7 separate regions of the Mus musculus genome follow, and all the other regions are linked to region 2. The links are chromatin loops, found by intact Hi-C in ENCODE. Cell type or tissue: left cerebral cortex. All regions are shown on one strand. Region 1 has its middle 12 kb from the start of Gm25076. Region 2 holds the start of Med13l (mediator complex subunit 13-like). Region 3 has its middle 38 kb from the start of Gm46942. Region 4 has its middle 2.3 kb from the start of Gm25076. Region 5 has its middle 28 kb from the start of Gm46942. Region 6 has its middle 8.6 kb from the start of Gm30657. Region 7 overlaps Med13l (mediator complex subunit 13-like).

Region 1 (4,000 bases), 280 kb after region 2:
TCCTGTCAGTGGGATACAGAAGGGGCAGTCCTCCCCAGAGTCTGGAGACCTCCCTGGATTCTGGAATCCTCCCTGGAGTCTGGAGTCCTCCCCAGAGTCTGGTCGTATCAGCTGGGTGGCTGGCAGAGTCTGGAGTCCTCCCCAGAGTTTGGAGTCCTCCCCAGAGATTGGAGTCCTCCCTGGGTTCCTCCCCAGAATCTGGTCCTATCAGCTGGGTGGCTGGCAGACAGCATGGGGAGCTGATGGGTGGTCGTGGCTCCAGGCCCCACACAGGGTATTTCTCCCATCCATCTCCCATTGGTAACAGAATCAATATCCACTTAAAAACCTCTGCTGGCCTCCCACTGCCTACAGGAATCTGTCCCTTCTCTGCATCACAGCATTAAAAGTCCTCTGCAGCCTGCCCTCCCCCGACCCACCAGCTTCATCTGTCTACCTCCAAACCACACCAAGCAGGGTGCTTGGGAGAGCTGAGACCAGCAGACCTGGGAACAGCCATCCTCTATTCCTTAGCCCATGACCTTGGCTGATCAGCCTTGGCTGATCCAGCTACATCTGAGATCTTCATCTGTAAGCACAGGCTAGCACTCCCTAGATGCTGGGGGAGGCAGTGCGACCGTACATGTGTAGAATCTGCACACCACTCACCACAGACTATGGAAACCTTGGTTTTCCTCTTCCCTCCTCTTCTGACCTTGGTGGAATCCCTTCTTCCTATCTGCTAATCTCCTTCCTTGTAAACCCTTCCCAGGCCACCCACTTTATGGTCCCCGATAATGTAAATTGGCTCACAGTGACGGCCAACACCTACAGTGACTACATCCTGTGTTGATCTGCTTCTGGTGGTACCCAGTGAAGAAGTTCATGGTCTCTATACCACTTGGTATAATATAAATGTAGCCCCGAGCAGCACAGATGTTCAGCTAATGCTTGCTTTGTGTGTCTCTGGGATGCTATCTGTCTCTTTTGGTTTGGGTGGTTTGGTTTACTGAGACTGGGTCTCACTAGGTAGCTCAGGATGGTCTCAAACCTGTGATTCCCCCTGCCCTGGGTCTGTGTCCCAGTGTTGGATTTACAGATATGGACCACCATGTCCAACCTTCGGTACTTTTTGTTATTTGGTTTTGTTGACACAGGGTCTTAGGTTGCCCAGGTCAGCCTCAAACTCTTGATGGGGCCACAAACCCTCTCTGTTGTTTTGAACTCTTGACCCTGCTGCCTTCAGCTCTCACGGGCTGAGATCATGGGTGTATTCAACTAGTATACATTTTTTGGAATAAATATATTTACCCACCTATTCTCTGTAAGCCTCTAGCACCTACTTCATTATCTATATTACAAGAAAAAGACTGAATGGGAAAAAATTAACAGGATTACAGAGTGTGGATGCAGACGGAGGCTGCCCCCGCTCCTGTCTCCCCCACCACCACCACCACACACACACACACTGGGTTTTAATCTAATTCACACAGATCTTTGCTTACAATTTTCCGCAATGTTCTGCCGTTTCTTACATTCAAGCTCAGTGCACACCTGTTTACACGCAGTGTAACCCTTGGGTGCAATAGCGGCACCTTCTCTTTCAAATGGAACGCTTCTGAACAGAGAAAGGCAGGCAGAAGCACTCTGCCTCCAATTACACATGCGCAGGCCTCCAAAAGCAACCTCTTAGGGCTCTTCCAGTCCACAAGCTTGAAAATGTAGGAACAGATGCTTCCAAATTGTACGGAGAAATAAACAAACACATCAATGACTGCCTGGCTAGTCCCTGGGGGCCAGAGTCAGTCTGGAGGACACTTTATGGCCAGTGAGAACCTGGAGATGGAAGTCCTACTTTGTAGACTCGAGGGATGAAGAAGAAACCGCATCAGTTTGGCGTCTCCTTTGAACCTCGTGCTCCTCTGGAGTCTTCTGTGTCTATTGTTTCATATCACTTTATTCTTAATTATTTTAAATATGCACTTATTAATGGGGTAGGAAGCAGGGCCTGAGTCACGTAACTCACGTGGTGGAGGTTGGAGGGAACTTGCGGAAATCCCATTCTCTCCTTCCACCATGAGGGCTCCGGGAAATGAAATCAAGTCACCAGGATTGGTAACAAGCACCTTTACCTGCTAAGCCATCGGGCCGGCCCCGGATTACTTTAATACCCATTCTGTGGATGGGCAGAGAAGGAAACTGAGGAGGGCGGGCGCATAGGTATGGCAGAATTCAAGCCCCCTGCAGACTCCATATTCAGCCACGGGATGCTGGCAGGCTGGTCTTGGCTTCTCCTCTGCTAGAGAGAGACATGCTCCCTGGGATGCCCATGCACTTGGGCATGGGTAACCCTAACGCCCTCTCCTCTCCCCAGGCAGGAAGATGCCTATTCCTAGAGAAGCCAGGAGCTCACACAGAGGGAGAGGGGTTGTAGTGCCCCCTTGTGTTGGGAGGACCAGCAAAGCACACCCCTGGAACTCTGCACCCCTCTTTCTACCAAGGGTACGTTGGGCTGCAAGCAGGCTCTGACTTTCTACCACCGTATGTCAGTCACTCCGCTCCCATCTCAAGTTCTAGAACGGCGCTGGCCCAGCGTTCACAGCGCCTAAGATGTGACTGTGTGTGGACTCACCTCCCAAGATGCCGGGCAAGCCACATGCAGTCCACACACCCCGTGCTCCCTTCTGAGCTTCTCTTCTTTTAAAAGACACGTCTATCTATTGTAGTACAGTGGACCTCTGTGATGCCCAACACGTCTGTACGAGGAATGTTCCCAGGCAAGTGAACGCTGTCCTCACCCTGTCTTGATAGGTTTAACACCCTCCTACATCAGCAGGGAGGGAGGGAACTCCACTTCCGTGTGCAAGGGCGTGGCGAGAGCAGACTGTGATTTGGACAAATCCAAGTCTTGGTGTAACTGATAAAAGACCTCCTGTTGTCGTATCAAAGGAGAGAGTTGTTGTTGCTGCTTGCTTGCTCTCCTTCTTTCTCTCTCTCTTTCTTTCTATTCCTTTCTTTTCTTTCTTTGGTATTTGTTTTGCCAAAAGACTTTCTATGAATTTCTTTTAAGAGGCTTCTGCCATGGGATGGGTTCTTTCCAAAGACTCTACAGCCTGAAGTTACTTGGGAACTTCCCTTCTCCTGGTCAGCCTCAGTTTCTCCTATCTGTAAAATGGAGCCATTCGTAAAGAGTCAAAGGTACTCTCTTCGGGCTTCCAGGACCTTGGATTTGGAGCTCATGTCACCTTTAAAGTGTTACACTGCTAAGTCCCGCCTCTTCACATGACAGACTGTGGTTTGCATGTATTCGGCTTGCCTGTGACAGGAATTGGGGTGGTCATCTGTCAAAATCCTCTGCCTGAGTGGTGCCTATACCCTGGTTATCAATGAACGGTGTGTGCGCACAGGCACACGCTTGATCAAAGCACAGACCTCCCTCAGGTTTTTTTGCAATATGCAAGCTGTCACAGATCTCAAGGCAAGATATTATGTCTGATAAATAGAGGCGGACAATAAATGATTTCTATATTAATATCACTAAAAAAGTGTCCCTCTCCTGCAACTCAACGGAGACTGGAAGGCCAGTGGATATATAAGAGGAGGCTACAGATACCAAACAGAGACTGGTCCTGTGACAGTTGGGGTACCCCACCACCACCAGCACTTCACAATTCACTCCCCCCTCCCCTGCCCTCTCCTCCTTCATCTTTTTCAGTTCAAAGAAAAGGGGGGTCTTCATTTTCCTCCTGCTGATGGGGGTTGATTAGCAGTCAGGTGAAGCAATACTCAGGGGACAGCACAACAGATTAATTAAATCACTCTGGCTGGCTAAGTGGTGACACTGTGATTTATAGCGGCGCTCACTCAACCAGACAGCGGGCTTTCCTCGAATGCCGAAGGAAGGAGGGCCAGGCTGGCCAGTGGTTACAGACCTCGGGCACGACAGACTTTCAGGCCAAGCATTTTTACCCTTAAGGCAGGCAGAGGGCCTCCAGCTGGGCTCGAATCTCTGGCCTAGGAG
Region 2 (4,000 bases):
GACCCCCAACTTCTAACTGAACCTCGAAACAGCCTCAGGATAAAATTCGGGGTGATCAGGAATCAGCCTGCTTACAAGAGTGGGAGCAGGGGGACTGTGTCACTCCTGTGTCTTTGTAGGCCAAAATCATGCTTGATTTCTTCATCAGCATGAAAACAGAATGACACTTCCAAAGTTGGCAACAATTCCTCTTTCTCCACTAGTCTCCAAGGGGAGAAAAAGCATCTATGCCACCCATAATTAAATGTAACTAATTACAATTTGAACACTAAATTATTTATCCAGTGTAAACAAGGACTAAAAGGAAATAAAGCTTCTATCTGCAGCAGGGGTTCCAGAAAATAATTTGCAATAAATGCATGCTCTCCAAAAGTCAGCACCCTCCCCCCCAGCACCCTCCCCACCAAAATTGGGCACACAACTAAAATAAGTTGAGTTTTTAAGGCTAAATTAAATAGGCCGTTCAACCAATTTTCCAATTATATTCTACGCTTGAAACATAATTGCCTTACATCTGTTTACAAATCTTTGCTCAATATTTAAACAAATTCGTACTCTCCCGGGCACATAGCTACACACACACAGTAACTCAGGCACAAAGCGCGTATTTAAAGACCATGCACTCCCATTATCAGCGTAAGCGCCGGGTTTAACAACGCGAATGTTTTCAGAGCTAGGTAATACGACCCAATAAAAAGCAAAGATGGCATTTACCACCAAATGTCACTGCCACCGCCAGGAAAGAGTTGCTGGAGCTCTATACATTTTTAATTTCGACGAATCGAGCCGCCGTCGCCCGGTGCCAGGCTTCCAGAAGAACAATTGACACCCTAAATGGTTCGAGATTAAGGCAGGCGATGCACTTCCAAAGCAAAAGTTGTCAATTATCAGAGGCGAGAGCGGGAGAGAGGAGAGGCGAAGGCAGATAAAAGCGATGTTATCAAACCGCCCAGCTTGTTGCTCGTGTGTGTGTGTGTGTGTGTGTGTGTGTGTTCCTTGTTAAAGCAGAGAAAACAGTTTTTAAAGGCAGCGGAGGAGAGCGAGGAGCAGCAGCTTCCTCCACCTTCCGTGGGCTCCGAGCAATGGCTCTCCCGCTCTCCGGCGTAGTAAACCCCGAGAGGCGGGCGGCTGTCCGTGTTTACAACGGCGCGAGCGAGCTCCGGCTGCCAGAGTCCTTTTCCCTGACACCATCGCCTTCCATCAACTGTTTTCGGGCGAAATCGCAGGTGTCATTGTGGAAATATTAAAAGGAAAAAAAAGGGAAAAAAACGGAGAAACAGAGGAAGAGAGAAAGAAAAAATCAGAAGGCAGACGCCGGCGAGTGGGAGAGCAGCCGATCCGATCGGGAGAGAGAGAGAGAGAGAGGACGAGCCTGCAGCTCACCCGCGCCGGCGGCTGCACAAGGCAGAAAAGCCTTCCACATTTCGGGGAAGGAGGAGAAAAAAGAAAAAAAAAGAAAATAAGGGGGGAAGGGGAGGGGAGGGGGTGTGATTGCCACGGAGGTGGGCGCTCCGAGCGCGCCCCGGCGTCCGCAGCGCCCCGACTTCCCCACGCACGTCCACGCCGGGCGCCGCGCTCGCCGACGCCGCCAGGGCTCCGGGAGGAGAAAGTTGCGCGGCGGGGAGGTCGCGCCCCCCAACCCGGGCTCCCCCCCGCCCCGCCACTCACCAGCGAGAAGAGGTTGGAGTGACAATCCTCCAGGCTCGCCCCGTTCGCTACCCAGTTCGCCGCGGCGGTCATGGTCCTCCGCGAGCCCGGCCGCCAGAGCGGGGCATGTCGGAGCGGGCCGGGCCGGGCGGCGGCGGCGGCGGCTCCCGGGCACCAGGGGCGCGAGGCCCGCGCGGGAGGCCCGAGGGCGGCGGTGGCGACGACGGCGACGACGGCGGCGGCGGGGGGCGCGGGCCGGCAACGCCGCCCGCCTCTGTCGCGCAGGGCCGCCGCCTCCGCCTCCGCCTCGCCGCCTCGTCGGCCGCCTTGTTTATCTCCAAGCCGGCGGGCGACTCGCCCTCGGCCGCGCCGGCGCGGGAGGCACGCGAGCCCCGCAGCCGCCCCGAGCCGCCGCCGCCGCCGCCGCCGCTGCGCGAGCCCGCGAAGGGGGGGGTGCGGACGAAGCCAGCGGGCGACCCCGGCAGCCGAGCGCCGTCCCCTCCTTCCTCTTCCTCCCCACCCCCCCCCTCCTCCCCAGTCGGCCGCGCTTCTCCTCCCTCCCCGGGCTCGCTCGCTCTGACAGCAATGGCGGCCGCCGACCGCGGCTCGGCCCGCCATTGGCTGCGGCGCGTCACGTGACGGGCGCCGGCCGCGCGGGGGGCGGGGGAGGGGCCGCGGCGGCGGCGGCGGCGGCGGCGGTGGTGGCTCGCGGGAGGCGCTGCTGAGCCGAGCGAGCGCGGCCCTCTCGGAGCGGGGTGACGGAGCCAGGGAGGGAAGAGAAAGAGGTGCGGGCGGCCGTGGGACGCCGGGGCTGCGTGGACGCCCCGCCCTGGGCGCGGGCGCGCGTCGGGCGCGGGCCGAAGAGGGCCGCGGCTTCCCCGGAGCGGCCTCCGAGCCCCCCTGGGGGAGCATCTCGGGTCCCCGAGGAGCGGCGTGGGCCGGCCCGGCCTGGCCGAGCGAGCCGAGGAGTGTCTCCTCCTCGAAACCTCGCGCGCGACCGCCCGCCGGCCTGCCTGCCGCAGCGCACCGGGCGGAGGAGTAGGACTCAAAGAGACACAAAGGCAGCGAGCGAGGTGCTTGCCCGGGGTCGCGGGATTCGAACCCAGGCATCGGGAAGCCAGGGCTCGGGACTCACTGCCTCCCGAGCGCTGAGCTCCTAAAGCATCCCGGCTGCTGGAGCCCTTGGCGCCCACTCTGTGCGTGCACGCAGGCATTCCTTACATAGATGATCCCAGCGCTCTTAGGTGCCACATTCACACTGGGCTATGTGGAGGGGAGCAGGCCCTTCCTCCAGCTCCAAGCGGTCAATAATAACCAGCATCCCTTCTTCAGAGAGTAATGGGACTGGGAGAAGTGCTGATGCCGGAGACTGCCTTCCAGGACTTTTCGTCGTGGAAATAGAGAAAGGGAGAAAGTTGACTTGGAAAGAGGTAGAATTAGGCAGGCGTATCTCTATGAGTTCCAGGCCAGCCTGGTCTACACACTGTCTCCAAGAAACAAAGGAAGAGTAAAACGCTGGAAAGAGCGGTGGAAGCAAAATAAAGCGGGCACAAATCTGACATATGAATGGAGTTTTGAGACTACCACAAACCTTAAACCCTGGAATGAAGGTGGCCCGAACACATAGGTCATTTCACAGAGTCCTCAGAATCGGGGTGCAATAGCATCCCCAAGGTCCCAGTTACTGAGTGGCTCAACTCCTGAACTATCTGAATTCAGGAGGCTCTGGAGAGGATGCCAGGAGCTGGCTCTGCTACACCTAGCTGTGACCCTGCCCAGCAAAGTTTAACTATGCCTCATTTTCTAATCTGTCCAAAGCAAATCCTAATTGCTGACCTGCTGACCTCAAGCCAAGGTCACACATTTCCGTTAAGATGCTATTGGGGGAAGGGTTACAAGGGGGAGTTGCCCGACACTTTATGCACACATGTGGTATTACTGAGACCTGAGCAGTCAGATGGTCCATCACACCCAGAATCCACGCATACTCATCACACGCGTAGGCAAAAGGCTATGAGCTGGTCACAGTCTAAGCAAGTCATAAGGGGAAGGAAAAGGGGGGTGGGATGCTGCACAGAAGCAAAACCAAACAAATAAGAAACAGTTTACAGGGCTGGAGATTTGGCTCAGCAGTTAAGAGCACTGACTGCTCTTCCCAAGGTCCTGAGTTCAAATCCCAGCAACCACTTGGTGGCTCACAACCACTCGTAATGAGATCTGACTTTCTCTCTTCTGGTGTGTCTGAAGACAGCTATCGTGTGCTTATTTATATATATATAATAATAAATCTTTTAAAAAACAAGAAAAACAGTTTACAGATTAGGAATGCTAGCATTTCTAATAAAATAAATAA
Region 3 (4,000 bases), 240 kb after region 2:
AGCACACCAGGCACAGGTACACACCAGACACAGGTACACACCTGACACAGGAGCATACCAGACACAGGTGCACACCAGACACAGGTACACACCAGACACAGGTACACACCAGACACAGGTGCGCACACCTGCAAACAAGTACTGTTGCTAAGATGTCTTCCCTGGGAAAGACATAAACACCACCTACCCCTCCTCCTGAGGGCCCAAAGACAAACTGAGCTGCAAGCCCATTTCAGTTCATCCAGGAAGCCAATGAGTTATGAGGCTAACCCACAAAGCATCGATGAGGTGTTACAGACAGGAGAGTGGGTAACCTTCAAGCTGCCACATTGGAAGGTCTGCACCCAGCAACAACAGTGGTTTGCCAGCAGCTGGGTAGATAGAGTCCCTTCTCTTCCCCTCTTCCTCCCCCAACCTCCATCCATACCTTCTAGGCCAATGGCTCTCAACCTTCCTAATGCTGTGACCCTTTAATACAGTTCCTTATGCTGTGGTGACCCCCCCCCCCCAGCTATAAAACTAACTTTTGCTGCTATGTGAATCATAATGTAAGTATTTTTGGAGACAGGCTTGCCAAAGGGGTTGCAACCTACGGGTTGAATACTGCTGCTTGAGTCCCTACCCAATACCACGTGCAGTTAGGGAAGAACTGCAAACAACTGGTTGGGAGGGTTGTGGGATACTCAGGTAGGAGCCCTGTGACCCTGCTGCCCCTCCTTCCATGAGGGAAGAAGGTAAGCAATCAGCAGGCCCAGCCGTGATGATCATTGGTAAGCATGCCCAGCTGAGCTGCCAAAGGTGGTGGCAGATTGACTCAGGATAGTCCTGGATAACACACACTTACCCATGTTCATACATACATGGGCATGTGTGCCTACATGTGTGCACATACATTTGTGTGCACACAGACACATACACACATGCATGTAAATGCACATGCACTTGTGTACAACCACACACACACACAAACACACACACACATGATTTCAAGATGGCTGGCAGTGACATTAACTGAGCACACAGGCCTGTCTAACTGCACTGCTGCAAAACGGTTCCATAAAGGCAGACTGGAAGAAAGATCTAGAACTGTGCAGAGGAAGGGCTTGCCAGCAGGTGTGGACCTAGATCCTTGGACAAAGAAAACCCACAGGGGTGGCAAGCGGGAGAAGGGAACCATTAGGACACTGTGCAAGCCATGAAGAACAGAAATACTGGACAGACAGGGCAGCACTCTGTCAGGCACTGGGCAGGAGCAAGGCTCAGTCAACCTGGGATGCATGTGTCACCATGATCCTCCAAGAGCTGGACGGCATCTGTCACCTGATGACGTGATAGCTGTCTGGTCATCACAGTGTAACATAGCTCCGGTTGGTGGCGACACGCTGTGAGCCTGTGTAAACGCGACCACACTGCCAGCCATAATGAGATCTGACACCCTTGGGGGGCTCTGGGGCTCCAAGTTCAACCAGTCTGACTGAGGCAGTGAGGACAAAACCGACAAAGGGGCCCTGTCTCAAAAAAAAAAAAAAAAAAAAAAAAATCAAGATGGAGACTCCAAAAAAGCAGCACCTAAGCCTGACCTCTATACACTATGGGCCCACATGTGCATCTACACAAGTACACACACAAATGGTTTAAAAAAAATAGTAAAGCAACATCTGTCCCACATCTGTCTTGGGCGTGTCGGATGTTAGCACAGACAAGAGTTCTTTATCATCCAGCAAAAGGTCCAGAGAGTACGGGGATGGGCAGATTGTTCAAGGTCACAGGCAGCAGCTGGGGCTGACATTCTGAAGCCTGAGGCTCTCTTTCCATGGCTTCATCCCACGTACATTCTGGCAGACAGGAAGCACTCCCCGTCTCCCCGTCGTCTCGCCCCCCACCGCCAGTGAAGACTGAGGCCGCAGTCACAGACGGATGCTCCCAAGACGTACACGACTGGAAAAATCCAAGTCAATGTACAGTGTGTAGGAACGTTGCCATGGAGATGCAGACATCACTGGAAACAATCATTCCTTATCCGGACACAAAGCAGCCATTCATCTGAATGGCACTTCTGGAGGGAGACGGGAGGCCTTCCTGTGGACCTGGAGTGGGAGGGCTACAGAAGCCACCTGGGGCACGCATGGGCAGCTGACCTGGCAGAGAGGGCCATTGAGGTCTCCTCTGGATCAGGGACACAGGCTGGCTCTGAGCAACTTACTGCACACACAGTTGACAGGCCCTCGTCCAGCTGGAGGGCTCTCCTGAAGCAGCTGCAACAAGTGGCCACAGACTTTGTGGCCACTCAAAACAACATGGGATTGTCCTCTTCTGGGTCTGGAGGTCCAAGGTGTCAGAAAGAGTTGGTCTCCCTGAGGGACTAGGGACATAGTTCTCTGACTTCCTGAGAGTCTAGAGGTAGCTAGTGGCCCCTACCTCCAGTGTTCCCATTTTTTGTTTGTTTGTTTGTTTTAAGACTGCATCTCATGTAGCCCAGGCTAGCCCTAAACTAACTATGTAGCTAAGGATGACCTTGAACTCCAGATCTTCCTGCCTCCACCTTTCGATTCTAGGATTATGGGTGAGCCTCGTCATACTCCATCTCTCCCGCTTGAACACCAACACAGCAGTGAAACCCAGGAGGGGACAGACTCCACGAATCCATACTCTTTCTTTTCCTGATCCCAATTACTAGGTGGTCAAGGTACATGACCCAAAATTAGTCCATGGAAGATTCCAGAAGTTGAGCTTTCCTAAGTGTTTTGTTTGTTTAAAATGTGTATTACATTTACTTTGTGTACGGAGGTCAGAAGACAACTTGTGGGATATTGTTCTCTTCTTACACCACAAGGAATCTAGGGATTGAACCTGGGTCACCGGGCTTGGCTGTAAGTGCCTTTACCCACCGATCCATCTTGCTGGCACCACCTGTGTGGTGGTACAGACCTGTGGTCCTAGGACTCTGGAGGTTGAGGCAGGAGGCCTATGGGAGGCTAGCCTGGGCTACATAGTGAGATTCCTCCCCAACACACCCCCCCCCCGCCTCAAAACAAACCAACACAACTAAATCAGTGTTGAGTGTGTGTGGTACGGTCCTGACAACGGCTGTCAACCTCCAAACAGCAACTGTGACTGTTGTGACAATGGCTGGAGGGTATGGATCTTGAGGAGTGACTTCTGCACTGGGGCACTAGGATTTAAGAGTCCTTTTAAAGAGGTGACCCTAAGCTGGCTCCATCAGAGGACAGTACAGGAATGTGGTCAGCAGACAGTGGAGAAAGTACTGTGGAGGGCCAGGCACTGCAGGAGACACTAGAGCCACAAAGCGTCCAGAGCATTTATAAGGGGGTGGGGGTGTCCCAGGCTGCCAGAGCACAGGGTCGGGCCAGTGCCTGCCAATAGGGTAAGTGACAGGGGGCTCAAGAGCCAGCTCTCTGGGCCCATGGGGTCTTGAGTTTGAATCTTGGGTGTCCTGCATCTTGGGGGACCCTGTTTTGATGTCCGTAGAGGATACGCGGGGACCATGCCCACTTCTTAGCTCTTAGCAATTACAGCCACTGTGATTTTAGAGAGGCTCTGGGTGGCATGGGAAGGACTCTGAGGGACTGGCTGAGGAACCAGAGTCAGAGTCGCTTCATCGTCCATGGTGCTCACCAGCTTGCTCACTTTCCTTCCCAGACACAGGCTCATGTAGACCAGGCTAGCCTCAAACTCACCAGGTAGCCGGGACTGACCTTGATTAATTTTCCTGCTTCTTCCTTCTGAGTGTGCCAAACCACAGCTACATTACGCATTGCTGGGAATGGAACCCCATAGTCCTAAGTGCTAGAAGCACCCCATTGTCTGAACTATTCAATCCATGGGAGTGTGTGTGTGGGGGGGGTCTTGTTTTGTAGCCCAGGCTAGCCCCAAACTCATGATCCTCTTGCCTCAACCTCCCAAAAGCTACAATGGCAGGCCTGTACCACTTTGTCATCTTCTCCCCCTCCTCTCTGTCATCTGGAAGTCTAAACCTCAC
Region 4 (4,000 bases), 290 kb after region 2:
GGAAAAGCAGCATGCAGAATCAGAGGCTAGCAAAGATGCTACAGGGATCCGATGATGTCTGCAGCGTTCTCTCCTTCCCCTCCCTCTCCCCCTCCCTCTCTCTTTCTCTCTTCCTGTAAGGACACTGAGCTAGGCTTATCATAGTGCTTCCTCTGAATTCAGCTTCTTCTTCTTCTTCTTCTTCTTCTTTTTCTTCTTCTTCTTCTTCTCCTTCTTCTCCTTCCTATTTTAAAATCACAATGATTTTCCTAGCATGTGTTTATGTATAGGTGTGCCACTGTACACAGAAGATAACTTATTGGGAGTGGTTTCTCTCCTTCCACCATGTGGGTCCCAGGGGTCACAATCGTGTTGTCAGGCTTGGCAGCAAGAGCCTTTACTTATTGAATCGACCCACCCACCCATCGATCATTTCCTTAAAGGCCCTCCCTCCTAAAAAACAATATGGGGCTAAGGTTGCAACTTAGGACTTTGGGGACTCACAACTCAGCCTATGACAAGGACCACAGGACTGTAAGATGCAGCCACTTGTCAGAGCTGGCCTAAAATGCTAAGTTCCCCTTCTAGGACAGTCGAGGACCAGGGGATAGAAAAGGAGGCTGGAGAGAAGGTCCAGTGGTCAAGAGTAGAAGAGGACCCAGTTTCTATTCCTAGTGCCTATGTCAGGTGGCTAAAAACTGTCTGGGACTTAGCTCCAGGGCCTCCAGGGCCTCTAACCTCCGTGGGAACCTGCACTTGTACACACACACACAACTAAAAATAATGAATAATGTCTTTTTTTTTTCTAAAAAAAAAAAAACCTTTTTAGTGTAAACTTTTGCTTAAACAATAGTCCCAATCCCAGGCCAATTTCAGGGCAAACACCTAACCTGCTACTCCTAGGGACCCCACTTCCCATATAGCAGGAGCTGTCTTCCCAGTGGAGGGTACCCCTGGCTAACGCCAGGAAGCCAGTGCAAATCTCCCCTGAATTTGTGTCCATAAAACAGAGATGAGAAGACCTACCTAGGTCAGGAGGGTGGGTGGCAGTTGAATCATAAGCGACCTATTTAGCACCATGTCGCACAGGGCATGCTCACGAGGTGCCCTCCGGAGATACCTGGAGACACCTGGTCTGGATTTCTCACCAGGCAGATGGTTTGTGTGTGACCTTGAACGGAGAAGAACCACAGAGAGTCGGTATCTTCTTCCACCTAGGAGATCAAAGCGATGAACACCTCAGAGAAGGCGTAGTGGGAATGGTCCCTTCGTGCTCCTAATCCCTGTCACTGAAGGATGGCTAAGAAGATCTACCTATGCTTTGTCCTGGCCGGGACCGAGGCTGAGAAGGGGGGCGCCGAGAGACAGTAGCTCATCGCCAGCAGGTTTATTTCCTCCTCTGAGGGCCCTGGTCCCCCCAAAATGCCAGGTCTAGGAAGGAGTCCTGATTTGCTGCTGCCACCAGATAGCTCTCTACCCATAGTCATTGTTTTGGCGGCATCCTGGGGAAGTCTGATCCGCAGTCAACACCAGGCTCACACCAGGGATAGAAAAAAAACCTATGCAACTGGCGCCACCAAGTGGCAAAGTCAGCAACTACCACTGTGCGTGCCGTCAGCCACCAGCACTGAGCCGCGTTGGCTGCAGCCAAATAGCAAGAGCCTTAAGATCATGCCTGACTTGGTCTGTGGTCCCCCGCAAGGCTAAATCAGGTCAGCGAGCTTATTTGTGTCAAATAAATCAGCCGAACCGACGGGTGAGCTGCCTTGACACTATTTGTCTTGGGTTAGCGCTAAGCTCAGACTTCAGGCAAAAAACCTAGGCAGGTTTGGATGCCAGGATGGAGCCCAAGGAGCTTAGTCTGAAGGGCCGTCCAGATTCACACCCACCCGGAAGGTTTGTGTTCAGCACGGGGGAAGGGCGCTGCATAAGCCTATAGGAGCCAGCATAGCTCCAAACAGAGGCTGCTAAGGAACTTTTAGGGACACCCTTACACAGAAGTTCCCGAAACTTTTAAAAATCCACCATGTGACTGAGGCCCTAGCTGATGGGGGTCGGACGGGCGACAGGCACTGCCCCAGGTATACATCTGCCTTTCCCCATGCTACCTCTTCAGAAAGATGTTGGTCCCTGGAGCCTGCCTTGGACCTTTTTTTATTTTGAAATTTCAAAGATTTATTTTTATCGGTATGGTCTTTTGTCTACATGTATGTGGGTTTACCATGTTCATGCCTAGTACATACAGGGTAGAAGAGAGTATTGGAACCCGATCGACTTACAGATGGCTGTGAGTCACCGTGTGGGTGCTGAGAATCAAACCCAGGTCCTCTGGAAGCAGCAAGTCCTCTTAACTGCTGAGCCATCACACCAGTACCATTTTTTTTTTTAAAGTTTTATTAGTTTCTTTGTAAATTTCACATTATGCACCCCAGTCCCACTCGTGTCCCCCTCCTCTCTCATACCCAGCCTATACCCTTTCGACCCACCCCCAGCAGAGAAAAAAACCTCTTCTTAGAAGCTGTAGTGTGTCCCAGTGTCACACAGTGTACCCTCTTGTCCACACGTCTTTGCTTGCAAATGTTCATTGCAAGAATTCATCAGTCTGATAAGAGGCCTCTCTGACTTCCATTACTCTATCAATGCTGATTCCTCACTGGGACGCCTCTCAGATAGCCTGCTGTTGCCCTGTGTCATGGAGATCCTGAAGTTTGGATCTGTAGGACTGGCCCCTTTGTGCACCCCGGCAGTTCATCAATGACGGTAGATGTTGGGGTGAGCCAACTCAAAGCCCTGGATCTGGGCCCTAGAAGTAGCAGAGCTGCTCAGTCAGTCCACTGGCTCTCCTGCTCAGAACCGACTCACCAGCAACCCCTGCAATCCTGGCCAGCTCTACCTTGCTACCCAGGGGAGATGCAGGGCCCAATTTCCTGAGCATTGCAGCTGGTGAGGGACAGGACCAGTTCTCCCACTTTCACGACCCTGGGGCCATAGGTGGCAAGGGGTGAGGGTAGGTGAGGGAGGAGGGCATCTCTCCCTCACCCAAGTTGCCACACCACAAAAAAGTTGCTGGAGCCGGGCACTGGTGGCACACGCCTTTAATCTCAGCACTTGGGAGGCAGAGGCAGGCGGATTTCTGAGTTGGAGGCCAGCCTGGTCTACATACAAAGTGAGTTCCAGGACAGCCAGGGCTATACAGAGAAACCCTGTCTTGAAAAACCAAAGGGGGAAAAAATTGCTGGGCCAGCTCCCCCGTGCTCACACCCTTGGGGCCAGTTCACCTGAGCCCTGGCCATCAGGGTCAGCTCCACTGTGCTGTCCAGGTGAGGTGTGGGGGCTTGCTCTCCTGAGAGCTGCAGCAGGTGAGGGGCAGGGACAGCTCTCCTCAGGTGCTGAGAGCAAAGAGGGGAGGGGATCAGTCCCTTATCCATGTCACCACAAGGAAGATAAGTGTCAGGGTCTGCTCTCCTACGCTCACATCCTTGGGCCAGCTCACCCGCAACTCCTGCAGTGTATGGGCCTGCTCTCCCAAGCACTGCAGCTGGCTAAGGGCAGGGTCAGGGCCGCTACTCCCATATCCCCCTTAGAGGACCAGCTCTGCCATGATGATCAGGTGAGGGGTGGGGCCGGTTCTGCATAACCCTCAGACATCAACCTGTCAGACCAGGGACATCGGCCTGGCCATTGGTGGTAGCAGACCCGTTACTACAGGGCCACGGACCCAGACATGGTTCCTGGTGGCAGCACAGGCCAGGATCCCACCATGGTCCCAGATGGTACATCACCGGTTACTCACATCAGGCTGTTCCCCGATACCCTTAAATCTCCAGTTCAGCCTCTCTTCATTGTACCCACACCCTTCTTTCTTTTTCATTTCTCCACCACTTGCTCCTCTTAGAGGTGCCCAGGGTCTCTGGGGTGTCTGGGGTTATCTCAGGAGTGGTCTCAGGAATGCTATCTCTCATTCGCATATTATGGCCCCAGGCAGGAGGCATCTCAAATATGGCCTTCTTGCCTCCACTCC
Region 5 (4,000 bases), 230 kb after region 2:
AGAGGGCATGGGCTTTAAGATCCTCATCCTTCCTGCCTAGAAGCCAGTCTTCTCCTAGCAACCTTCAGACAAAGATGTAGAACTCTTAGCTCCTCCTGCACCATGCCTGCGTGGATGCTACCATGCCCCTGCCTTGATGATAATGGACTGAACCTCTGAACCTGTAAGCCAGCCCCAATTAAATGTTGTCCTTATAAGACTTGCCTTGGTCATGGTGTCTGTTCACAACAGTAAAACACTCCCTAAGACACAGACCTTTGAATCAGTAGTTCCTTGTGTCCACCACATACTGCTCTTGGGCAAATGAGGAAACTGAGGCCTGGAAACTGAGGTCATGCAGCTGAGTTGTGGCCCCTACAGTCCCTACAACCTCTATCCCAGCTAGGAGCCCAATTTATAGCTGCTTCCTTCTTTATGTGGTGCCAACTAAACTTCTGGCTTGGCTCTCCTGGTGAGAAAACATGATTCTCTATATTTGTAAGGCTGGTGGGCAACAGACACATATCCACATGAGGTAAAGGTGTGTTTCCACAAATCTTGGTGCTCTGAGTCACCAAGCTGGCCTTTACTTTAGACTTATTTTCGTGTTTGCCTGCATGTATGGTGTGTGCACATGTGTGCAGTGCCCACAGAGGGCAGAAGAGGGTGACAGTTCCCTAAAATTGAAGCCGTATATTGTTGTAAGGTGTCATGTGGGTGTGGGATCTGAATTCGGGTCCTCTGGAAGACTAGAGAGTGCTCTTAATCTCTGAGATATCACACACACACACACACACACACACACACACACACACACACTGCCATGACTTTTTTTTAAGCTAGTATCTTATTATGTAGACCAAGCTGGCCTTGAACTCACCATCCTCTTCCTCAGCTTCCCATGTGCTAGGATTACAAGTGTCTGCCACTAGGCCCAGCCAAGCTACCCTGCATGTATATCCAGCCACTGCTGGCATAAGGCATGGTAACCCTACAGTCCATGTTTGCTTATAGAGGCAGAGCACTGCAGCTCAGGTGCCTAGCATGGAAGGAGCCCGGGATTTGTTGTTGGCACCGGGATGGGTGGTATACATCTGTTCCCAAAGAGGAACCAAGCAGGCAAGCAAACAGACAAACAAAAACTAACCGTGGTGTCGCACACCTTTAATCTCAGCACTGCAGTTTAGAGGCGGAGGCAGGAGGATCTCTGAGTGCCAGACCAGACAGGGCTACATAGTTTTCTCAAAAGGAAACAAAAAACAAAAACGAAAAACAACAAAACCCTTCAAAATAATAATTTAAATGCATGAATGCATAAATTGGCACTTTGTCAAGGTCAAATGGGCACTAAGCACTTCGCTGTCTAGCAGAAGCTCTGGGCTTCTTCACCAGTGTGTACAACAGACACTAAGCCACTGTCTCTAGGTAACAGGGACTTTCTACTCTGTCATCTTGCAGGACACTGTCATATATGCCTGTATTAGATGAGCAAAGGTGTTTTTGTGTAAGTTACCTTCCCTTCAATGCTTCCAGCCCTGTGGTGGCCTATGTGGACAACCTGTTGGCTCTCAACAACAGAAGATAGACTTGCTTACCTCCTCCGGAGGTACCCAAGACCCTGCTATAAGTAATCTGTGAGCATCACTCCTGGCGTGGCAGGGTTTACCGTTCACCAGTTATCTACACAGGAAACTGACATTCACAGACATTAAATGCCCATCGCAGGTCACATGGCTCAACGACAACTTGATTTACAGCCCCCACCCCTAGCCCCCACCCTGTCTGGCTGCCCCGGAGCCTATGATGAAGTGATTCCAATAGCGGAAAGTCATGTCACCTCTGTGCCCCAAATAACCAGGCCTGGGCTTGAGACCAAGCATCTCCCTCCGCAGCCACAGTGACCGCAGCAGCTCCCTCAGACGGCCACCTTCACCTCTTTTATTTTATTGTTTTCCCTCGTTTTATTGCCTTGGCACAAGGCCGACGGCAGAGGGTAGGCAGAGATCAGAGTCCGCCTCTCCTCTGGAAATGACTTCGGAGTTCAGCCCGCCCTCCTCCCAGTGTTTGGAACCTAACGTTCTGGAAAGTGGATCGCAGGACGGATCGCTGCCGCCACCGCCGCCGCTGCTGCTGCTGCTGCCGCCGGCGGCTTCCGCCACCGGATCTCACTTAAGGGCACAAAAGCTGGGAAATTTCAGAGCCAGTCTGGCCCAGAGGGTGGAGAAGAGGACCTGAGCTCTTGAGCCAGCCTTCAAAAGAGTCTCCCTGGCTGCAGGGAATACGGAGACCACCCGCCGGCCAGCCTGCTCCACTGCAAACAGGAAACCCCAGAGTTTATAGATGACCCCGTTACAAGGCAAATGTTTTGGAACAAATTGTTCATTTAAGTCCTTGTTTTCCACTAGCTTCTCATACTGGATTCCCCCCCCCTCCCCTTTTCCTCCAGCCCACTGTCCTTGTTAAACCAGGGCCGTGGCGCCACCTGCTGCCCATCCTGTGATGACAGTAGCGTCTCCAGTGGGATTCCGGGGCCCTGGGTCCCTCTCCCCACCTCTCAGATGGATGGGACGATAGTCCCCCTCATCCTGGCCCCCGGATTTGTGGTTAAGATCATGAGCCAAGTCGCTGGAGAAGTGCTCTGTGGCTAGGTGACCTGAGACTCCCTGTCCCCATTATTCATCCTCAGGGACAGCAGGGCTCCCACGTGCAGAAAAGACAAACCAGATGGTATCACCAGGCAAAGCCCGGGCTTGGTTTCCCCGCAGGCAGCCACACCAGCATCAGCTAACCACGTGACTCCGCGGCCTCCATTTCTTTCGGATTCCACAGTAGCCCCTAAGGCAGGTGGGATGGAAGGTCGCGCGTGGGCCTGGCGGGCAGTACACGCTCTTTCTGCATGTCCACTTGCCCAGTCTAGACCTCGTGGAAGTGATATATTTATCGCCACAGAATGAACAGGAGCCCCAAGTGTCTGGAGATGTACGTCAGCTGATAGAGCACTTACCCAACATGCATGAAGTCCTGGGTTCGATTCCCGAATGTCATATAAACAGGGCATAGCGGAAACATACCTATCTTCCTAGCACTGGGAGGTAGAGGCAGGAGGATCAGAAGTTCAACTTTACATAGCTTGATGTCAGTCTGGTCTCAAAGAAGGAAGATACAAAGAATAGAAGCCACAAGAGTTCTGGGCCTGCAGCCTGACATCAGCTCCCCCCCCCCCCCGCCCCTCCCGCTCCCCAAACCTCGGGCAAATTGTCTTCCCCCCCCCCCAAGCCTCAGTTTCCCACGGTGTGTAAAGAGGCAGTAATAGTCACTAGATCTCAAGAGGTTGAACCGCGGGGCTTAGAGACAATCTGTGCTTGTCATTCTTCCTGAAGGGGAAAGAGCAATTAGCAAATGGTTTGAGGAGGGGCCAGTGAAGGAGCAAGTTCACATCCAGGAGTGGGTTAGTGAGAATTCAGTCACCAACTGGGCCTTCTCTGCCTCACCCAGATACTTTGTTTTACTCCTTGTGGAGGAGCTCTGACTGGCACCTCGGTTTATCTATCTGTCCGATGGGCACAGCGTCTGTCCATTCGACCTGCTTCTTAGAAACGTAACAGGAATCTATCCAGTGATTTATATGAAACTGTTTAGGGATTTTTTTTTTTAAAGAATAAAAGAAAGGAAGATGGAAGGGCAGGAGAGAGGAAGGGAGGAAATATTTTTCTTCATTTAGGGTATCTCCATGTTCCTGATTGCTTTGCTGTCATGCTCCAGAGGAACTGAGGACTACCTGAGACAAGCTGGATTCCTCTTGACACAAACTAGGAATCATAGCCCACACCAGCATCAGTACCAGGGACATCTGACAACGCAAAGGCTGAAGCAGTTAAACTCTTTGCTCCCAGTGAAAGTTCCGAGCGCATCCATGACATAGGTCCCCGAGCTAATGCGGGGGACATAAGAGAGTGCAAAGAGGAGGTCAAGTTATTGAGGAAGGGGTCATTACAGGAGAGAAGAGGGCCAAATGGTATCA
Region 6 (4,000 bases), 140 kb after region 2:
ATTAGATTTTTAGTAGGAAAGTAGCCCTGTTGTGACAACCCAATGTATCTCCAGATATGCCTGAAGGGTCCCCTGGGGGAGGGCAGCCTCCTGGAGTGGGGAGGGGGAAACACCTTTGCTCTTCCTCATCCAAGGCACTTTGATTTCCCCAATCCCCATAGCTTCCCAGTACTATGTGTGTTGTTGTGGCTGGTGGTGTCACAGCAGTGTGGTCCCAGGGTTTTCTGGGCACAGGGTGCGTGATAGTGTATGCCAGGTTGATCCCTAGAACCATCTCTGGAGCTGCTATGTGGCGAAGCCAAGGGGCTGCCCTTCATCATTCCGAGGAAGCTGTGGTCTTCGGCTCCTACATCCCTCGCTCTCTCCCCTGTCCTCTCTGCCTGAATCCACCTCATCCTCCTTCCCACTAGGCCACCTCCTCATATCAGGAGAAGAAACCTTCCAAGAGGCTGGCAAGGTGGTTCGGAGAGTAAGGAGACCTGAGTTCAATCCCTAGGGCCACGCGGTGGAGGATGAGACTGAATACATACAGGTTGACTTCTGATCTCTTTGTAGTTCAGAAATCCCATCTCTGGTGAATTGGCTTTGTAGTGAGGAGAACATGGCCTCTCTTGACAGTAGGGCTTGAGGGAAGCTGGGAGTTCCTATGAGAAGAGCCAGAAGCTGAAGTAGATGGGCCGAAAGAAGCCCTTGGGGACTCCCCAGTCAGTTCTGTATTGTGCCTGGTGGGCCCCATTTCTCATTGCTCATGTTCAGTTTAGTCCAATAGGGTCAGGCCATCATCCTTTCCTACGGCCGGCCGGCCAAAATTGGCTGGTGAGCATGCCCGGGGCCTCCTGATGGTTTAACGATCACATTTGGAGCAAAGGGAGTTTGGTGATCTGGGAGCATGGGGGACCTAAAGCCCTGAAAGACAGAGCAGAGGACCTGCTGTCCCCAACTGCCTCCCACCTTCCAAGCCTCTGACCGTGCTGATCTCAGTCAAAAGACTTCAGACTTCACAAGGGACACCCCCCCCCCGGGGGGGGGTTGGCACTTGTCTTTTGCAGAGCATGTTTCCAGAGCTCTCAGCTTGCCCTGAGTGGCATGGCAGATAATGAGAACATAGCCACAAGAACCTGGGGGAGCAATCGAGCCTGTGGCTCTCACCTCCCTCTGAGGACATCCACTCTGCTTCTGGTCCAGGGATACAGAACAGTCCTGGGAGCTTCCAGGCCCGGAGGAAGATATCTGGGCATCCTAGTACCACTCAGCTCCATTCTGCCCTTGACCCACAGAAAAAGTGAACCATGCTGGGGAGGACTGGAGGAAGATTGGCCATGGGATCTTCCCTAATGAAGTCCAGATGGGTGAGCACGTGTGTACACGTGCGCACGTGTGCTAATCCTCGTGTGCCCCACCACGGGCGGCGCATGACATCTTCACCCTACCAGCTCAGCTCTGAGGTCCGTAGGCATGTGCTCACGTGTGCACACGGCAGGCATGCACAGCCGCTTGGCATGAACCACGTTGGGGGTGCCACTTGGAGCAGGAACGATTTAATGTTCCAAATTGGGGCAGCAGTGGGGTGTGGTACCACGAAGAGGGTTGGTCAGAGCCAAGTCAGAACTCTTTATAACATTCGAGGTATCCTGCTTATTCTCCAAGGGTAAAGAGACCCCCGCAGGGTCTGGGATTCTGGAAAATCCACAAGTAACCACCTTCCAGCCAACCACCTTTCCTGACACTTCCCACCGGCATGCCCAGATGGTGCCTGAGATATAATCGCCACGTAACTCCTCCCCTCCCACCCCCCAACACACGCCAAGGCTGCAAGCCATGGAATACATTTCAAGCCACGCTGTAAACTGTGCTTTTGGATGTCATTGAGCCCTCCCGTGCCAATGACATCACAGTTTCCATGGCAACTAATATAATTAACATGAGGGAAGGTGCAAGGAGAAGGGAAGGCAGAGAAGGAGACGGGTAGAGTCCAGCCTGGAACAGAGAAAAGAACACGGGGTGCAGGGAGGGCAGAAGGACCCATAAATTCTTCTGCCACTTGTTAGACCGGCCCCCTGGACGTCACCCCCCCCCCCCGCCTCGTGGCAGGGTGGGGGTTGTGGAGGGTGAGCTCTTTGGCAAGCTCTGTCTCCTACAAAAATACAGAAAGGGCTTTGTCCCCTCTCCAGTTGCGGAGCTGACCCAGAGGAGCAAGCCTGCCTCAGGTGGGGCGAGAGCTCCTCTACGCTCCTTGGCTCTTGCAGGGTCTGGTGAAGCCAGGGCCTGGTGGGGCTTTCCTAGAGCCCAGCTGGGGATATGCATACTCCTATGGGAACACAGGTGACTGTGAAGTTGAAATGCTTGAACAAGAAAACCAGTGTTAGATTTTTCTTGCCCCTCTGCTAGAGGAGAGGTTGCAAGGGTAGAGGGCAGGTATGAGGAGAGGGGGGCATGAGTGGGATGAGGGTGCATGATGTGAAATATACGGAGGATCAATAGAAAGGTTTTGGTGTTGGTTTGTTTGGTTTTTTTTTTTTTGTTTGTTTGTTTTTTTGTTTTGTTTTGTTTTGGTTTTTGGTTTTTGGTTTTTAGAGACAGGGTTTCTCTGTATAGCCCTGGCTATCCTGGAACTCACTTTATAGACCAGGCTGGCCTTGAACTCAGAATTCCACCTGCCTCTGCCTCCCAAGTGCTAGGATTAAAGGCATGCACCACCACTGCCTGGCAGAAAGCTGAAAGAAAGAAAGAAAGAAAGAAAGAAAGAAAGAAAGAAAGAAAGAAAGAAAGAAAGAAAGAAAGAGAGAAAGGGAGAAAGAGAGAGAGGGAGAAAGAAAGAAAGAGAGAGAGAGAGAGAGAGAGAGAGGAAGAGAGAAAGAGAGAAAGAGAGAAAGAAAGAGGGAGGGGAGGGGGAGGGGAAGGGGGAGGGGAGGAGGAGGGAGAGGGGGAGAGGGAGGGAAAGCCAGCACTTCAGGTCACAATAATGACCCTTTACCCTTAGCTTGGTGCTAGCTTCCTGTGAGCCACGTTGGTTAAGCTCAGCTCTGGGACTGTTATTATTATGATGATGATGATGATGATGATGATGATGATGATGATGATGAAGATGAAGAATGTATGTGCATTGGTGTTTTGCCTGCATGTGTGTGTATTTGAGTGAGATTCTCTGATTCCTTGGAACTGAAGTTACAGACAGTTGTGAGCTGTCACATGGCTGCTGGAAATTGGACTTGGGTCCTCTGAAAGAACAGCCAGTGATCTCCTGAGCCATCTCTCCAGCCCCAGGACCTGTTTTGGTTTTTGTTGTTGTTGTTGTTTTGTTCTTTTAAGGCCCTGAAAGGACCATGTCTTAAAGGTTGGTGTTATTAGGAGATAGTGGAACCCCATGGGAGGTCTTCAAGTCAGGATCATGGTACTCCAGGCCTTTGCTCCCCTCTTCTGCTCCCTGTCATAGGCAAGCAGTTTCTTCCCCACTGCCTACTCTCATAGTGTGTGTAGATTAGAACCCTTAACTCCAACCTTTTCTATTCACAAGACAACTAATTTGGTGTTTTTGTTTGTTTGTTTACATAGCAACAGAAAGCTGACTAACTGGCACTTGGCATTTCATTCCCAGTCTTCTTCTTCTTCTTCTTCTTCTTCTTCTTCTTCTTCTTCTTCTTCTTCTTCTTCTTCTTCTTCTTCCTCCTCCTCATCCTCCTCCTCCTCCTCCTCCTCCTCCTCCTCTTCTTCTTCTCCTTCTCCTTCTCCTCCTCCTCCTCCTCCTCCTCTTCCTACTCCTCCCCTTCTTTCTCCTCCTCCTTCCTCCTCCTCCTCCTTCTCTTTCTCTGCCCCCTCTTCCTCCTCCCCTCCTCCTTCTCTTCCCCCTCCTTCTCCCCCTCTCCTCCTCCTCCTCTTCCTCCTCCTCCTCTTTCTCTTTCTTGTTCCTCATCTTTATTTAAAAAGAAAGAAAAGAAGATTTATTTGTTTTTATTTTGTGTGCACAAGTGTTTTGCCTGAAGGCATATAAATGTGCTTCATG
Region 7 (4,000 bases), 94 kb before region 2:
ACATGAACCAAATCTCTGATCTAGGATGCTTCTTTCGGATTTAAAGGGAAAAGGAAATATTAAAACCAGACTCAATAATGTGTGTAAAGTTATCATGAAGTATTATTTTGAAAAATATTTCTCAACTGATATCACTCTCCTTCAGAACAGGAAACATGGCGGTCATTTGTTTATTTCATGCGGTACCGGGAAAGAGTAGAAAGCCGGGTGGGCATGCTCTGCCATCTGCTGAACAGACATCTTAACCCTGGCAGCTCTCGCTGGCAGAGAGGATAGCTATGGTTAATGTACATACATTTTTGAGTGTTTTATTGATGGTTTTGTCTTTTGCTTTTGAGACTGGGTCTCTCTATGTAGTCCTGGAGCTCACAATGTAAACCAAACTAGCTTGACCTCAAACTCACTGAGCTCCTCTGCCTCTGCCTCCAGAATGCTGGGAGTACGTACACCACGCCTGGCAAAACAATACTTTACAATTCGATTGGAAATGAAGTATGCCTCAACAGGAAATCTTGCATACCACAAGCAAAGCTGCCTGTTTCCAAACATGCTGCTCTCTCATTTCCTTCCTTGATTTGTCCTGGAGCACTGACCACAGGCTGGCTCACCGTCCAGCTTAGATGAGAGCTCACTGCAAACCAGAGTTTCCCCGCTTTGTTTCAAAGCTGCATGCCCAATGCCCAGAACATTACTCAAGGAAGCGAGCATCTGAGAAATATCTAAGCCCTTCTTTTGGCATGGGGCTGGCATTGCTATTTCTGATACAGGTGACTTTTAGTACTCCAGCTAGAGTGACACTGTCACTGGCAGGAATGTGACACTACAGCAGGTAGAACCCAAACTGCTTTGTCCCTCTGAAATGCCACTCTTGGCAATATTAATTAGAGGAGCTTCCTGGATAAGGGCATGTCTTGAGGTGAACGGCAAACCAACCTACTCAGTTCTCACCTGCTGGTAAAAGGAATGCAGAAAACGGATGATCACAAGAAGCAGTCCAGAACAAACCCTCAGAGCAACTGTCTTCCCACACTGGGGCAGTCAGACGTGCCTGTGATTCCTTGCTGTCCAGCAGGAGCAGTAGCTGCCGTGGCACAGTTGTCACAGTGCAATCCCGTCACCTCACACACTGCTCTGCTACTCTACCACAGCTCCGTTTACAGAAGAGCAATGCCTGCTGTCCTGTTTGCTTCCCTTGTCTGCTAATTGTTTTCCTGTTTGTTTACTGTGTTGTTTTAAATGTGTCCTCTACCCATCCGAACATAATAACCATGAGAACAGACAGACAATAGGGCTGATCAAAACAAATACATATCCATTGAATTGAATTTAATAGAGATCAAGATGTCAATAAAATTAATCTTCAACTCACAACCTTATTTCTATACAATTCAATTAACATGCTAAGTATCCATACAGGAGCCTAATATGAGGGCAATTAAATAAACCCCAATTAATTTGCTACCATTCTGTATTCAAACCATTATGGAGGCTGGAGGCCAGCTGTGATCACACACATGAAAGGAATGCAGGCAAGCAGCAAACATTAGGTGGCGGCAGCACACTGTATTATGTGCCTCCTTCTTCACTTGTAGAAATCTGACCTATATAAACAGGATACACAAAGAGCTTTACATGTAAAAAATATGAATGGTCTAATACGGAAAATATATAAATAAAGTTATCCCTTAGTAACCAGGTTTTCCACATTATTTCTATAAAAAGGAAAACAGAACAGAACAACCCGATTGACCAGTGCCAGTGAGTGTGGCAATTTTCTGTACCATCTCACTCTCCATCTAAGCAGCCAGCTTCACCTTCACGATGGAAGACCATGCCTGCTTCTCAGCATCCTAGACACACAGCTTTGCGGGCCACATGCACTCACCAGCATCATCCTGCCTGCTGGCCTGCTTCACTAGCAGCCTGGCCAGTCGGTCGGTTGGTCGATCGGTCGGGCTCGGTATGGTGGCTAAGGTCTCCCAATTCCTCCACTTGGAGCCCGCCCATCACTTGCAGCTCAGCACAGCTCACTGAACTGTCTCCTGACACCCAGCCCACCCCTCTTCTGTTCTCTCGAAGTTAGACAGAGTAGCTCTATGGCTGTCGTCCTCTCATCCTGAAGCACACTGAGAATTGTGTGTCTACCTTGCAGGGGACTCTCCTGAAAGTAGAAGGTCTGGAAAGTTCAGAATGGCAGTCACACCCCTGTGCTTGGCTCTCCACACCACCCTCTAGCATACGACATACTTTATGCCCGTGGCTGACTTCTTTATCAAACTCCCCTACTAGAGCTTAAAATCCACAAATCAGGTTCAGATTTTCGCTTGGCTTCATCCCCAGGGCCTGGTAAACAGTGGCACTCAAACACTTCTGAGCAAATGTTCCCTCTTATCAAACAAGTACATCTAGAAATAGGGCTGTAGCTGCTTGGGGCTGGCCAGACATGTGGCTACAGATGTTCAAGGTACCTGAGCTTCAGAGCGAGACCCTACTTCAAAGGGAAAACAACCAAAACCTCCTACTATTATTGCCACTTGTTTTTTAAGGTCAAGCTTGCACAATTCATATATCCGTGTACATAAAAAACAAAATGACACTTTTAAAGCAATGATTATTTAAATCAAGTCTGTCATCTTGTTCATCACATGCTGGAATATTCTGGGTTGTTTGTTTGTTTGTTTTGTTTTGATTTTTAAGTAAAACCTCTCTTTACTGTGTCTTTATTGGAAGTATGAACATCCAAACTGTTTATTCTTCACACATACAAATGGGCCTTTCCCTGCCTGCTAACATATTAGCTCATTTGGTGGCAGGCTTTGCCAGTGGGTTCCGACTACTTCAGAACTCTACTTTAGAATGAACAGGTCTGTTCTTGGCCAGATAAGTCTAAGATCAGCACTAATGGCTAAACTCTGGACATAAGTGGCTAATACCAAACCACTAACTACGGCTTGCCCACACTTAGTCTGTCCTCTGTCCTGTTTGCGGCTGGTAGAGTAAGCACTTAACAAGAGGTGACAGTGGTGACATTCTCAGCATACAGGACCTCTCTAACGCCCACAGCCCCACTAGGTTACAATTACCACAAGCTCCCTAGAGGATGGCAGAGAAAGCATCTCCTGAGTACATCAAGGGACAGCTGGCTCTGGGGCCATACACTTGAGTGTCTGCTTTCTCAGACTGTGCAACAGAACACACTTCAAAGAGAATCTTGCAAAAAAAGGTTGGAGAAGGGCTTGGGGTGTGCTTCTTTGCTTGCTTGTTTGGGGGTGGGAGGGTCCTCACATACCCAGGCTGGTCTCAAATTCCGTACACTACTGAAGATGACGCTTCTTAATCCTACCTCTACCTCCAGAGTGCTAGCTGATTATAGGCATGCATCACCATACTTGGTTCTGTGAAGCTAACTGTAGAGCTTAGGACGCTGTCCAAGCCTGGAGAAAGTTCATTTGGGGTTGGTTTGGGTTTTTTTTTTTTTTTTTTTTTTTTTTTGGTTTTTTTCTTTTTTTTTGGTTTTTTTTTTGAGACAGGGTTTCTCTGTATAGCCCTGGCTGTCCTGGAACTCACTTTGTAGACCAGGCTGGCCTCGAACTCAGAAATCCGCCTGCCTCTGCCTCCCAAGTGCTGGGATTAAAGGCGTGTGCCACCACACCCGGCTTGGTTTGGTTTTTGGAGAAAGACTAAAGACAGATTTAATGGATGCTGCGTTCCTCCCCGCTGGGTGTCAGAGTGAGTAAGGCAAGTGTTACTCAGCCACATCAATGCACACTGAAAATAAAGCCACCGTGCTTCCCTTTGGGAACACAACGCACGAACAGACTCTGCAACTGTCTGCTGGTCACAAGGCTAAGTGAAAGGAACCGATCAGCAGAGCAGGGGACGCGGGCCTGCTGCTTTCCTGGGCATCTCTGTGGACAGGTGTGGGTGGGTCACAGTCCAGGGCCACTGTAGTCACCAACTGGAAACTGTGACGCAACACAGAAGCAATGCTCTAAGTCAA

The links. Peaks named below come from ENCODE experiments on the same cell type or tissue, not always from the same donor. Only the 100,000 strongest peaks of a DNase experiment are listed, where the experiment ranks them.
Region 1: it touches region 2 in a loop (2.6-fold over the local background); 11 of 42 quality-filtered maps call a loop at or near these places.
Region 3: it touches region 2 in a loop (2.2-fold over the local background); 19 of 42 quality-filtered maps call a loop at or near these places.
Region 4: it touches region 2 in a loop (2.6-fold over the local background); 10 of 42 quality-filtered maps call a loop at or near these places.
Region 5: a loop joins it to region 2, with 8 times the contacts of the local background. A loop is called at or near these places in 19 of 42 quality-filtered maps.
Region 6: a loop joins it to region 2, with 4 times the contacts of the local background. A loop is called at or near these places in 9 of 42 quality-filtered maps.
Region 7: it touches region 2 in a loop (2.1-fold over the local background); 3 of 42 quality-filtered maps call a loop at or near these places.

The regions. Positions count from the first base shown.
Region 1 is chr5:118,276,757-118,280,756 of GRCm38, reverse strand. No RefSeq gene overlaps it. Among named protein-coding and RNA genes, the nearest start is that of Gm25076, 12 kb to the right of the region's middle. In left cerebral cortex, a CTCF peak has its summit at 2,423 (motif pointing left); no DNase peak of the experiment used is centred here.
Region 2 is chr5:118,558,526-118,562,525 of GRCm38, reverse strand. It overlaps Med13l (mediator complex subunit 13-like), which reads right to left and starts at 1,807. Exons shown (of 31, transcript NM_172424.4): 1 at 1,669-1,807. The coding sequence starts at 1,740. In left cerebral cortex, CTCF peaks have their summits at 1,574 and 2,399; DNase peaks (open chromatin) are centred at 1,331, 1,703, 2,361, 2,639 and 1 more place; H3K4me3 peaks cover 2,836 bases; H3K27ac peaks cover 1,759 bases.
Region 3 is chr5:118,319,894-118,323,893 of GRCm38, reverse strand. No RefSeq gene overlaps it. Among named protein-coding and RNA genes, the nearest start is that of Gm46942, 38 kb to the left of the region's middle. In left cerebral cortex, no CTCF peak of the experiment used is centred here; a DNase peak (open chromatin) is centred at 1,918.
Region 4 is chr5:118,266,761-118,270,760 of GRCm38, reverse strand. No RefSeq gene overlaps it. Among named protein-coding and RNA genes, the nearest start is that of Gm25076, 2.3 kb to the right of the region's middle. In left cerebral cortex, a CTCF peak has its summit at 1,569 (motif pointing left); a DNase peak (open chromatin) is centred at 1,553; H3K4me3 peaks cover 241 bases.
Region 5 is chr5:118,330,201-118,334,200 of GRCm38, reverse strand. No RefSeq gene overlaps it. Among named protein-coding and RNA genes, the nearest start is that of Gm46942, 28 kb to the left of the region's middle. In left cerebral cortex, CTCF peaks have their summits at 605 (motif pointing right), 2,263 and 2,467 (motif pointing left); DNase peaks (open chromatin) are centred at 2,112, 2,485 and 2,695; H3K4me3 peaks cover 1,027 bases; H3K27ac peaks cover 1,622 bases.
Region 6 is chr5:118,420,171-118,424,170 of GRCm38, reverse strand. No RefSeq gene overlaps it. Among named protein-coding and RNA genes, the nearest start is that of Gm30657, 8.6 kb to the right of the region's middle. In left cerebral cortex, no CTCF peak of the experiment used is centred here; a DNase peak (open chromatin) is centred at 1,817; H3K4me3 peaks cover 429 bases; H3K27ac peaks cover 2,159 bases.
Region 7 is chr5:118,652,743-118,656,742 of GRCm38, reverse strand. All of the region lies in intron 2 of Med13l (mediator complex subunit 13-like), which reads right to left. Among named protein-coding and RNA genes, the nearest start is that of Med13l, 94 kb to the right of the region's middle. In left cerebral cortex, a CTCF peak has its summit at 1,538; DNase peaks (open chromatin) are centred at 1,554 and 3,792.